Linked DNA regions of Homo sapiens: region 2 is linked to region 1. The links are chromatin contacts, found by Hi-C or POLR2A ChIA-PET in ENCODE. All regions are on one chromosome and are shown on one strand. The core of a region is the stretch at or near the end of the contact, and the rest is flanking DNA. Distances in the headings are between cores, read along the strand shown.

The links. Hi-C counts contacts between places; a loop is a spot of excess contacts on that map. ChIA-PET counts read pairs that join two places held with the same protein, here RNA polymerase II (POLR2A). Pooled maps may share reads with other maps.
Region 2: a loop to region 1 is called in a map of chondrocyte, with 1.9 times the contacts of the local background. The contact joins two enhancer-like sites. A Hi-C loop is called at or near these places in 1 of 168 maps with a recorded cell type or tissue (chondrocyte) and 3 of 50 pooled maps. POLR2A ChIA-PET finds 5 or more read pairs at or near these places in 6 of 52 experiments (BJ, HCT116, HEK293T and 3 more).

Annotation. Positions count from the first base shown.
Region 1 is chr3:57,948,464-57,953,596 of GRCh38, reverse strand. No RefSeq gene overlaps it. Among named protein-coding and RNA genes, the nearest start is that of FLNB, 57 kb to the left of the region's middle. Within about 2 kb of position 2,001, at least 31 of the 41 ENCODE cell types and tissues checked have a DNase peak (open chromatin) inside an H3K27ac peak, as active enhancers do.
Region 2 is chr3:58,064,796-58,069,928 of GRCh38, reverse strand. The region is part of intron 1 of FLNB (filamin B); the gene reads right to left. Among named protein-coding and RNA genes, the nearest start is that of FLNB, 59 kb to the right of the region's middle. RefSeq lists an enhancer at 3,626-4,503. Within about 2 kb of position 2,813, at least 3 of the 41 ENCODE cell types and tissues checked have a DNase peak (open chromatin) inside an H3K27ac peak, as active enhancers do.

The DNA of each region.
Region 1 (5,133 bases), core at 752-3,251:
GTCTGGACGCAGATGACAGGAGCCCCTCGCTTCCCAAAGATCAACGTGCAAGGCACTTCCTAAGTGCTGACAGTCTTGCTCCACCCAGCAGGGATGTGGAAGGCCAGACCTGGTGTCTGCTTAGGCCTCTAACCTCAGGGAGGCCTTCTGTTTCTCACCAAGCCAGCTCTAGTTCTAGCTGGAAAGGCTGTTGTTCCCAACTTTTGTTTCTGGGCCTCTAACTGCCCTGTCAAGCTTACCCTGGGTTATGAGTGTTCATAAAGGAAACTGCCACCTGCGTCAACTCAAAAGTGACTGAGAAATTACCTTCCAAACTAGACCCAGGATGAGGAGCTAGGAAAGAGCTCATTCACAAAAGCAGGGCAAGTTGGGAAGTGGGGACAGGAAGCAGGGCTGGCCTCTGCCTACAAGTCACCTGGGCATGTGACCATCAGAGAGGCTTCCTTTATCCTAATCAGGAACTGCCCTTGCCCTGTTTTCTGGGGACTGGAAATTTTCCAGCGTGTCCATCAGGAACAGCCTATCTCACCAAAAAAGCGGCAAAGCTGTGTCTGCAGGTGAGAGTGATTCGGATAATCATCATCATCGTCAGCAGGAAACATTTATTCAGAGCTTCCCATATGCTGCTCTAAGCACTCTCTGATAGGCTGTGTACCATTATCACCCCCATTTCACAGATGAGGTAACTGAGGCCCAGAGAGGTGAAGAAATGTCAGGAGTCACACACAGTGGCGGACAGAATTGGGAACTGAATCCTGGAAGTTGATTCCAAGGTCTCTCTTTATACCCTACATGGTACTGACTTCGGAGGTGGAGATGCCCTGTCTTTCACTGAGCCTTCACTGGCTGACACTGAATCCCAGAATGCTGGGGACAGATCAAAGCTGACATCAACGTTGCCTGTTGCTCTGTTCTTTCCAGCACCCCAAATGCCCCTATCAAGCCAGGGGTCTGTGGTGCTGAGTAATGAGAAATGAGTTTGGTAATGTAGGTGTTAAAAGTTGAGTTGTGTCCCCAGCAAAAAGATATGTTTAAGTCCTAATTCCCCAGTACCTGAGAATGTGACTTTATTTGGAAATAGAGACTTTGCAGATGTAATCAAGTTAAAATGAGGTCATACTAGATTAAGATGGCTCTAAATCCAATCACTGGTGTCCTTATAAGGAGAGAGTTGGAGCCTACAGATACACAAGGAAGATGGCCATGTGACCACAGAGGCGGAGACTGGAGTGATGCTGCTGCAGGCCAAGAATGCCGAGGACTGCCCGCAACCATCAGGAGCTGGGGGAGAGGCATGGACAGATTCCCTCCAGTGCCTCTCAGAGGAGCCAGCCTTTCCGACACCTTGATTTTGGACTTCTGTCCTCATGAACTGCAGAAGAATGGATTTCTGCTGTTCTAAGCCACTTAGTTGGCGGTAATTTCTTATGGCAGCCCTAGCAAACTAAAAGAGCCACTTTTTCAAATCATCTCTTAAACCAGCTTTGTCCTTTTGTTGGTTTCCTTGTTAATGAATTAAATCAATCTTTGACATGTGGTCACTCTATACTTGTATGAGACCCCTTCTGAAAATTATACTTTGCTGTAGCGCAGACCCAGAGCTACTATTTCAGTTTACTCTGCCAATTTGCTGGCAAGCAACGTCCTCCACCAGCCATGCATCTGTCCTAGGCACTGGGAAAATCCAGGCTGAGCCCCCAGCTCCCCCTGGATGGTGGTCCAACCAGAGCTTGGCAGGAGCAAAGAGCTTTCGCAGCTTGGGCTGTTTTTAGCAGCTGGAGGGGCAGAGGCAGCCTGGCAACAGAAAGCTGAGAGGTGGAGGGCAAGGGGAAGTGTGACCTTTTCAAACCTAGCCACATTCGAGGAGTGGAGCAGAGAAAATACTCGTAAATCCATATCTGACATGCTGGGTGCTGAGGCTCAGTGACATGAAGCAGGCGGCCAAACAGCCCACTGAGGACAGTGAGGTCATCTTGAGGCTGAGTCACTCAGATTGGCAGAGCAGTGTGTGCATGGAGGAAGTCAGTTTCCTTTGCACCAGACAGAGCGGGATTCGCAGGGTGGGCCTCAGAGCCCGGGCCTCAGCCCTTTTGCCCTTTGATTCCCCAGGCTTCTGGGAGGAGGCTTAGGTTCCAACCTGGCTCCTTTCTCAGGACAGCTTTAGAACTGAGGCATGTGGTGAGAAGAGGGGAGCGGGGGCTCAGCAGCTGAGTTTGAACCTCCTCTCCTTCACTTACTGAACTGCATGATCAGGAACACCAATCTGACCTTCAGTTTCCTTCCTTGCAAAATTACTCCTTTTCCATAAGTGGTAATTTTATTTGGGCTTATCATTCTCATGAGGCCTCCATGGGGTCAGGGATGAGAAAGCACAGGGTCTAGCAAGAAACTGGCACATAAACATTAAAAAAAAATTTCCTCATCTTCAAATGTGACTCCCTTGGCTTTTTTGAGGAAATCATTCTGAGCAGGAGAGTGGAATGCAAAAGCAATTTAAATAATTTTTTTCCAAAAGTGGAAAATATCTTTTTTTTTTTTCCTCTGTCTCACTCTGTTCACCACAATACAATCTCCACCTCCAGGTTCAAGCGATTCTCCTGCCTCAGCCTCCTGAGTAGCTGGGATTACAGGTGCCCACCACCACAACCAGCTAATTTTTGTATTTTTAGTAGAGACGAAGTTTCACCATGTTGGCCAGGCTGGTCTCGAATTCCTGACCTCAGGTGATCCACCCGCCTCAGCCTCCCAAAGTGCTGGGATTACAGGCGTGAGCCACTATGCTCAGCTGAAAATATCTTTTAATTTAAAAAGTTACTTCATTCTGTCAATTCGAAGACGCACATTTTTTTCACATTTCAACATCTCAAAAATGCAGATGTGTCTAATAGATGACACATTGTAGCAGTTTGCTTTCAGGGGAGTACAGAAAATAATTGTCTTTCAATCAATGGCATCTTAGACTCAGGAAATGTGGTCTAAAAGGGATATATGTTCATTGTGTAAAGTTTTTCTAATTATTATTATTATTTTATTTTTGAGACAAGGTCTCCCTCTGTTGCCCAGGCTGGAGTGTAGTGGCCTGATCACAGGTCACTGAAATCTCAACTTCCCCAGCTCAAGCAATCCTCTCGCCTCAGCCTCCTGAGTAGCTGGGGCCACAGGTGCACATCACCATGCCCAGTTAATTAAAAAAAATTTTTTTTTTGTAGAGACGAGGCCTGTGTTGTCCAGGCAGATCTTAAACTCCTGAGCTCAACTGATCCTCCTGCCTCAGCCTCCCAAAGTGGGGATTACAGGCGTGAGCCACGGCACCCAGCACCGTATAAAGTTTAGACACACAGAAGTATACATAATAAAGACTCCCTGAGTTCAGCTCTCCAGAGAATACCACCACCCTAGAGAAAGTCCACTTTGTGTGCAAGAGCATGCTTCTGTTTTTGTTCTAATTGCCCAGAAACTCTCCTCAGACCAGTCACCCACACCTTCTCCTATTTCTGAGAGCCAAATTAATGCTCAACTAAGGATAGCAACACATTATAAATTAGGATTTCATGATTAGTCACTTTCCCCACCCCCAGCCCACGTGGCTGGCACCTTTCCTCACTGCCCAGGCCTGTCTGGAGTGGCAGTGCAGTGCCCTGTGCTGACCAGAAGGTGTGGGGCTGAGGAAGTCAATGATTCAAGCCTTTACAAAAGTGTACGTGCAGTGCAGTTTGTAGTTTTATTATTTGCAGGTGACAAAAATCAGGGTGGTGTGGGGCCTGAAGGGTTTGGAAAGCTGGAAAGTACTGGGAAATTAGAAAGGTATGTCTTGCTCAAGAACTGGTTTTGTTTCTTGTTTTTGAGATGGGCTCACTCTGTCACCCAGGCTGGGGTGCAGTGGTTCGATCACTGCTCACTGCAGCCTGAGATTCCCGGGCTTAAGTGATCCTCTTGCCTCTCAGCCTCCAGAGAAGCTGGGACTATAGGCGTGCACCACCATGCCTGGCTAAGTTTTTTATTTTTTGTAGAGGTTTCACTATCTTGCCCAGGCTGGTCTCCAACTCCTGGCCTCCCACCTTGGCCTCACAAAGTGCTGGGATTACAGGCGTAAGCTACCACACCCAGCCTCAAGGACAGTTTTTTTTTTTTTTTTTTAAACCATCATACAATTTAGTAGAACCACCAGCAGCACCATGCTCAGCTCTATGCCAACTTAACCAAACCAGGAAGAAGGCGTTCACTTGGCCCACAGGAGGTCAAGGGCTGTGTGAGCTTGTGCCGACTCTGCTGAACAGGTACTAGCTATCAGGAGCAAAGCGTTGTGAAGGATTCTGAGATCCACGTCTTTCCAAGAAGACAGGGTCAATGACTTGTCCAAGTTCATTTGACTACCAATCGGTGGAACCAATCTGGAATGCAGTAGTCTATTGTCAAGCAAATCCAGGGCTCTTTCCACCATGCCATGTGGTGGCCTTCCGAGGGCCACCCTCTCCTCACCCCCATCAGCAACATTAAAAACTCTTCTTTGCCCTGAGTCTACCTCTGTGGCTTCATGTGGATCGCAACTTCAGCAGGAGACTGAGATGAGGGGGAAGGGGAAGGAGGCGTGGAAACCCCAGCCTGAGGGACCTCTGGCTATGAATGAGGCTTCTGTCTGCCTGCGCTGTGCGTCTGGAATTTTGTATGAAAGCAATGAACTGGAAGGAGGTGAAAGCACGTTCGCAAAAGCAAGGCCACCACAGGCCCTCTCCCTTGCTTATAAAAGACTTGCTTTGTTTCAGGCAAAGCAAAGGAGAAGCTAGGGATATGCTGAGGTTTGGTGGCGCTCAGGTGTTTGAGGTTAACGTGCCAATGACTAGGAGGAGGTGGCCATCAGAAAAATCAGGAGCCCAACCCGAACCTGAGGTTTCGGACTCCTAATCATCTTCACAGCCATGCTCATATTTGTGTAATGCTTTATAGTGTGCGGAATGCTTTCTCAGACATTTTCTCAACAGAGGGAGAGCTTAGGGAGGGATGAAGAGCGCCGATTCATGCAGCCTTCTATCTGGCTGTCTGGGTGACTGTGGTGTGCCAGGCACTGTGGATGCTGTGCTTTGTTCATCACTGTCCCCATCCTTAGGAGTCTGACGGATGGGTAGAAGTCCTGGC
Region 2 (5,133 bases), core at 1,564-4,063, 120 kb before region 1:
TAGGGCCAGACATCCACAAGCCATACTCCAAGTGTTTTGTGCAAGCAGCAAGAAATGAAAAGAAGTACCTTGTGAATTAACAGGTGGTTGAAATGTTCAATTTGTCACTTCTCTGAGCCAAGCAATTAATTAGGAGGGCCATGACTGCCACCTCCAAGGCCCCTGCTCTCCTGCTCCAAAGGGAGGCTGACCCCTAACGCTGCAGCGAACCTGGGGCACGTGAGATCTCTGCAAGAAGGACACGTCTGAGAAAGAATTTTAGGTGGTTCTTGGTGTTGCTCTGAGGGTCTTGGGCCATGCTGGTCTTCTAAACCACCCGGCTCAGACGTGTCCTTCTTGCAGAGATCTCATATGCAGCACCAAGAACCACCTAAAGAACTGAACTATGGGCCGGGCATGGTGGCTCACGCCTATAATCCCAGCACTTTGGGAGGCTGAGGCAGGAGGACCTCCTGAGGTCACGAGTTCGAGACCAGCCTGGACAATATGGTGAAACCCTGTCGCTACTAAAAATACAAAAATCAGCCAGGCATGGCGGTGGGCACCTTGTAATCCCAGCTACTTGGGAGGCTGAGGCACAAGAATCACTTGAACCTGGGAGACGGAGGTCTCAGTGAGCCGAAATCACTCCATTGCACTCCAGCCTGGGCAACAGAGCAAGACTCCATCTCAGAAAAAAAAAAAAAAAAAAAAAAAGAATTGAACTACTGATATTTTATCAGACCTCCCTGAAAGAAAAGAGCAGCACATATGGGTCAGGGGTCTGGCCCCTCCTTTTTTTTTTTTTTTAAAGACAGGGTCTCGGTCATCCAGGCTAGAATACAATGGTACAATCTCTGCTCACTGCAACATCCGCCTCCTGGGCTCAAGCGATCCTTCCACCTCAGCCTCCTGGGTAGCTAGGACTACAGGCACATGCCACCCACCTGGCTAATTTAATTTTTTATAGAGACAGGGTTCCGCCATGTTGCCCAGGCTGGTCACAAACTGGCCCCTCCTTAACATCCCAGTTTACTGTGCCCCATGCTCACCTGGCCTGGAACTCCTTCCCCATCCCCTCTCCCTCTAATGCCTCTTCTATATCCAACTCTGCACAAAACTAGAATAGATCCTGTCCGTCTTGGCTGCTTGGGTGAGCCTACAGCAGCAGCAGCAGCAGCCTGTGAAGAGCTGCTGCAAGACCACCCCACATTGAAGAGCTCAGATCTCCTGCATCCAGACCCCAGGCCAGCAGGACCTGGTGCCCACTGACAGCCCAGGTCAGCTTTGCAGTTTCTCTCCATCCTTGCCTGTTTTCTGAGCCCAAACAAACCATGGCTGAATTGTAGGCTTCAGCTGTCCAAACAAAAGGGCATTCTGAACCAAAGCGGGGACAGCTGACAGCTCTCCTCAGTTCCTCAGTCAAAACCTAGCCAGATGCAACCCATCTCCCCAGACAGCAGGTTAAGGAGGACCATGTCGGTCAGCTGCCCAGGACCAGTGTCCCATTTTCAAGTCCCATATCCCTTCCATCCACACAGCCAATGAACTGTGCACTTTGGCTCAGGTACCCCAGAGGCCCCTGGGTAGGATGAAGGGGACCAAGCTGGCTTATCTCCTCCTGCTCAGGGCTTTTCTCCAGGGCCTTGATCCAATAAAAGGCTGCATGCCAACAAGGCAGACTTAAGGCCCTGATAACTGATGCCTATCTGTGGCCTTTGTCCCCTTCTCCCTCCCAGGCATGCAACTTCCACCTAGATGGTCAGTCAGCCTCCCCTGGAAGTCAGTGCTGTGCCTGTCTTTCAAATAAGCAACAAATGATATGAAATGAGCCACGGCTTCAGGACCTGAACAGTGGGCATGCCTGCTCCATGCACTCTTTCCCCGATTGCCAGCCAGGAGCCCAGACAGCGCAGTCACCTGGCTTTGGCCTGCACTAGGAGAGGCACAGCAAGGTGAGGGAAGGAACCTGGGTCCCAGTATCAGATGCCCTGCCAACCTGAAGACCGAAAAAACCCACACTCTACATGCTTTCCACAACTGTTTTTGTTGTTATTGTTTTTAAGAAAACCTCTGGCCAGGCGTGGTGGCTCACGCCTGTAATCCCAGCACTTTGGGAGGCGGAGGTGGGCGGATCACGAGGTCAGAGATCCAGACACCCCGTCTCTATTAAAAAATGCAAAAAATTAGCCGGGCGTGATGGTGGGCGCCTGTAACCCCAGCTACTCAGGAGGCTGAGGCAGGAGAATGGCGTGAACCTGGGAGGCGGAGCTTGCAGTGAGCCAAGATCATGCCACTGCACTCCAGCCTGGGCGACAGAGCGAGATTCTGTCCCAAAAAAAAAACAAAAAAAAAACAAAAAAACAAACAAAAAAAACCTCTTTGTTACAGTGGTTAAACTATAATGTGGGGATGTTCTGGGCTTTGGAAGACCAGAAGTCTCATGGGCCTATCTCAATTGGTAAGAGAAAACATAAACCACAGTAAAATACAAGTAGACAAGGGGGCCGAAGTTGGCTGGATTTCCAATTCTCTTTCTTGCTCATGAACTACTCAAAGATCACAAAGAAGCTGTTTGAATTAATTTTTATCCATCACTGTGTCAAGGGTTCAGTTAATATAAAGTTGACTTGGCAGGTCTTTTCATGTTAGTAGTTTTTCAAGAGATGATACAGTAGATCAGGAGCACCAAGTGGTGCTAGTACACTGTGTTGAGAAGGATTCTGAGGCCACATCTGGATTCAGCAAAAAAAAAAAAGACTGCTAAAATGCATTAGAAATGTCTTCCGTGAACAGGGCATGGAGAATGGAGGCAGTGAAGATTAGCAATGCCTGCCCTGGGCATGGCATGGGGGAGTCGTGGCCAGGATTTCTCTGCAACAGAACTGAGTAAACATTCCCTAATCCCTGATTTGAGATTTCTACTATAGGCCCATAACACATTCCTTATGCATAACCTCAGACTTCAAATTCCCTATTTTGCCAACTATTCCTTCTGTTCTCTCTCACTTGCTGGACAATTTTTGCCTCAAATAGTTGGAACGAATCACTTCATAAATACCTTATTGTTATTTTGGGATAGAGAGTTTGGTGAACTTTCAGCTCATAGTATCTATGATGGTGTACTGCTTCATAAATTATCCCAAACACCCTATTTCTGGTTAACAGGAATCACTGTATTTAAAAGTTCCATTTTCATCACCCAATGCCTTTATTTTCAATGCCACTTTTGAAAAGGTAAAATTTTGAGAATTACTTAATATCCAACAACAAAGCCACACTGGACTAAATAAATGATCAATGAGACAGGTCTGCTAAAGGGCCTAGGATACAGTAACTATCTTACCACTTTCTAGCACTGGGAAATCCTTTAAAAGTCAAAACGAGGATTCCAACCTCTTGTTAGAAAGGTCGAAGAAGGGAAACAAAAAAGCAGGGCTTGATGGCTTATGCCTGTAATCCCAGCATTTTGGGAGGCCAAGGCAGATGAATCACCTGAGGTCAGGAGTTCGAGACCAGCCTGGTGAACACGGTGAAACCCGTCTCTACTAAAAATACAAAAATTGGTCAGGCATGGTGGCGGGCGCCTGTAATCCCAGCTACTCAGAAGGCCGAGGCAGGAGAATAGCTTGAACCCAGGAGGTAGAGGTTGTGGTGAGCCGAGATTTCGCCATTGCACTCTTGTTGCCACTGGGCAACAAGAGCAAAACTCTGTCTCAAAAAAAAAAAAAAGAAAAAAAGAAAAAAGAAAACTTAAAGAAGAAGAAAAAAAGTATAGACACTCCAAAATGGTCAAAGCAATTGCGTTCTAAACTAAGTTTTAAACCTCAAAGCAACAGGTTGCTATACAAACTCATTCTGTTGCTGCCACACAGTTCTCCTGGACAACTGACAGTTCAAGGCCCCCAAGGACGCCTGGGCATGAGCAGAAGTGGAGGAGCTCAGAGCCCAGCCCCCAAGAGGCTCAGGTTAAAGCCCAGCATGAGCTCTGGAGGCCTCAGCCTGATGGCAGTCTGTGTCTCGCTCACAGCTTCCAGCTACAACTGCTCGGCAAACATTTCCAGCTGAAATAATAAATGCTGGCTGTGAATGGAGGTCCTCGTGACCCTTTGACTCCAGCTCAGTTTGTCATGTGGTGAGGCCACCTCACCTGAAACACAGCCCATGCTCCTGTGAGCTCAGTCTGGCCCACCCTGGGGCTGTGCACCCCACAGGGAATCCCTCGAGGAAAAGAGTGATGGGTGAAGGCAGGAGGAACCATGCCAGGGAAAGACTCCTAAACATCTCTTCTCCTTAGATCCACAGCAACCAAAATACAATGGCAGCTCGCTCTCTTCCAGCCCCCTCTCCTGGGCCAGACCCTGTGCCACTTGCATCACCTTGTGCAATCCTCACAATGACCCTGTGAGGGTGGCTTTTAGGGTTAATCCCATTTTACAGATGACATAACAGAGGCCCACAGAGGTGAAGCCAACTGCCAAAAGTGACACAGGGGGAGAATCTAGATGGAAACTCACTTCTCTCTGTTATCAAAGCCCAAACTCCTACTCTTGCTACTTCGCTGAATCTACATCATCTCATAACAACTTGATGAGGTGAGTTCAGTTATGACTCCCATTTTGGAGATGAGGAGACAGTGCACAGAAGTGATCCACACACATGCTGTGCTTGGGAGGTAAGCCAGGCTTCTCTGCCCACCAGGGCAGGGCCTCTGAATTTCCACCTGACTCAGTCATTCCCATGATGCCTGCGCTGCCGAGGCTCTCGGGAAAAACATGGTGGACAGGCAGCGTATGAACCATATAAACACAGGGCACAGAAGCACACAGAGCACAGTCCCCTTGTCTCAGCCATGACTGACTCGGCCTCTACCACACCCTGAGAACTGGGGAATTTTTTTTTTGAGACAGGGTCCGGGGTCTTGCTCTGTCACCCAAGCTGGAGTGCAGTGGCACGATCACAGCTCACTGCAGTATCGACCTCCAAGTCTCAAGCAATCCTCCTACCTCAGCTTTCTAAGTAGCTGGGACTACAGACACCTGCCACCACGCCTAGCCAGTGTGTGTGTGTCTGTGTGTCTGTGTGGTGTGTGTGTGGCGGGGGGAGACAAGGTTTTGCCATGTTGCCCAGGCTAGTCTTGAACTCCTGAACTCA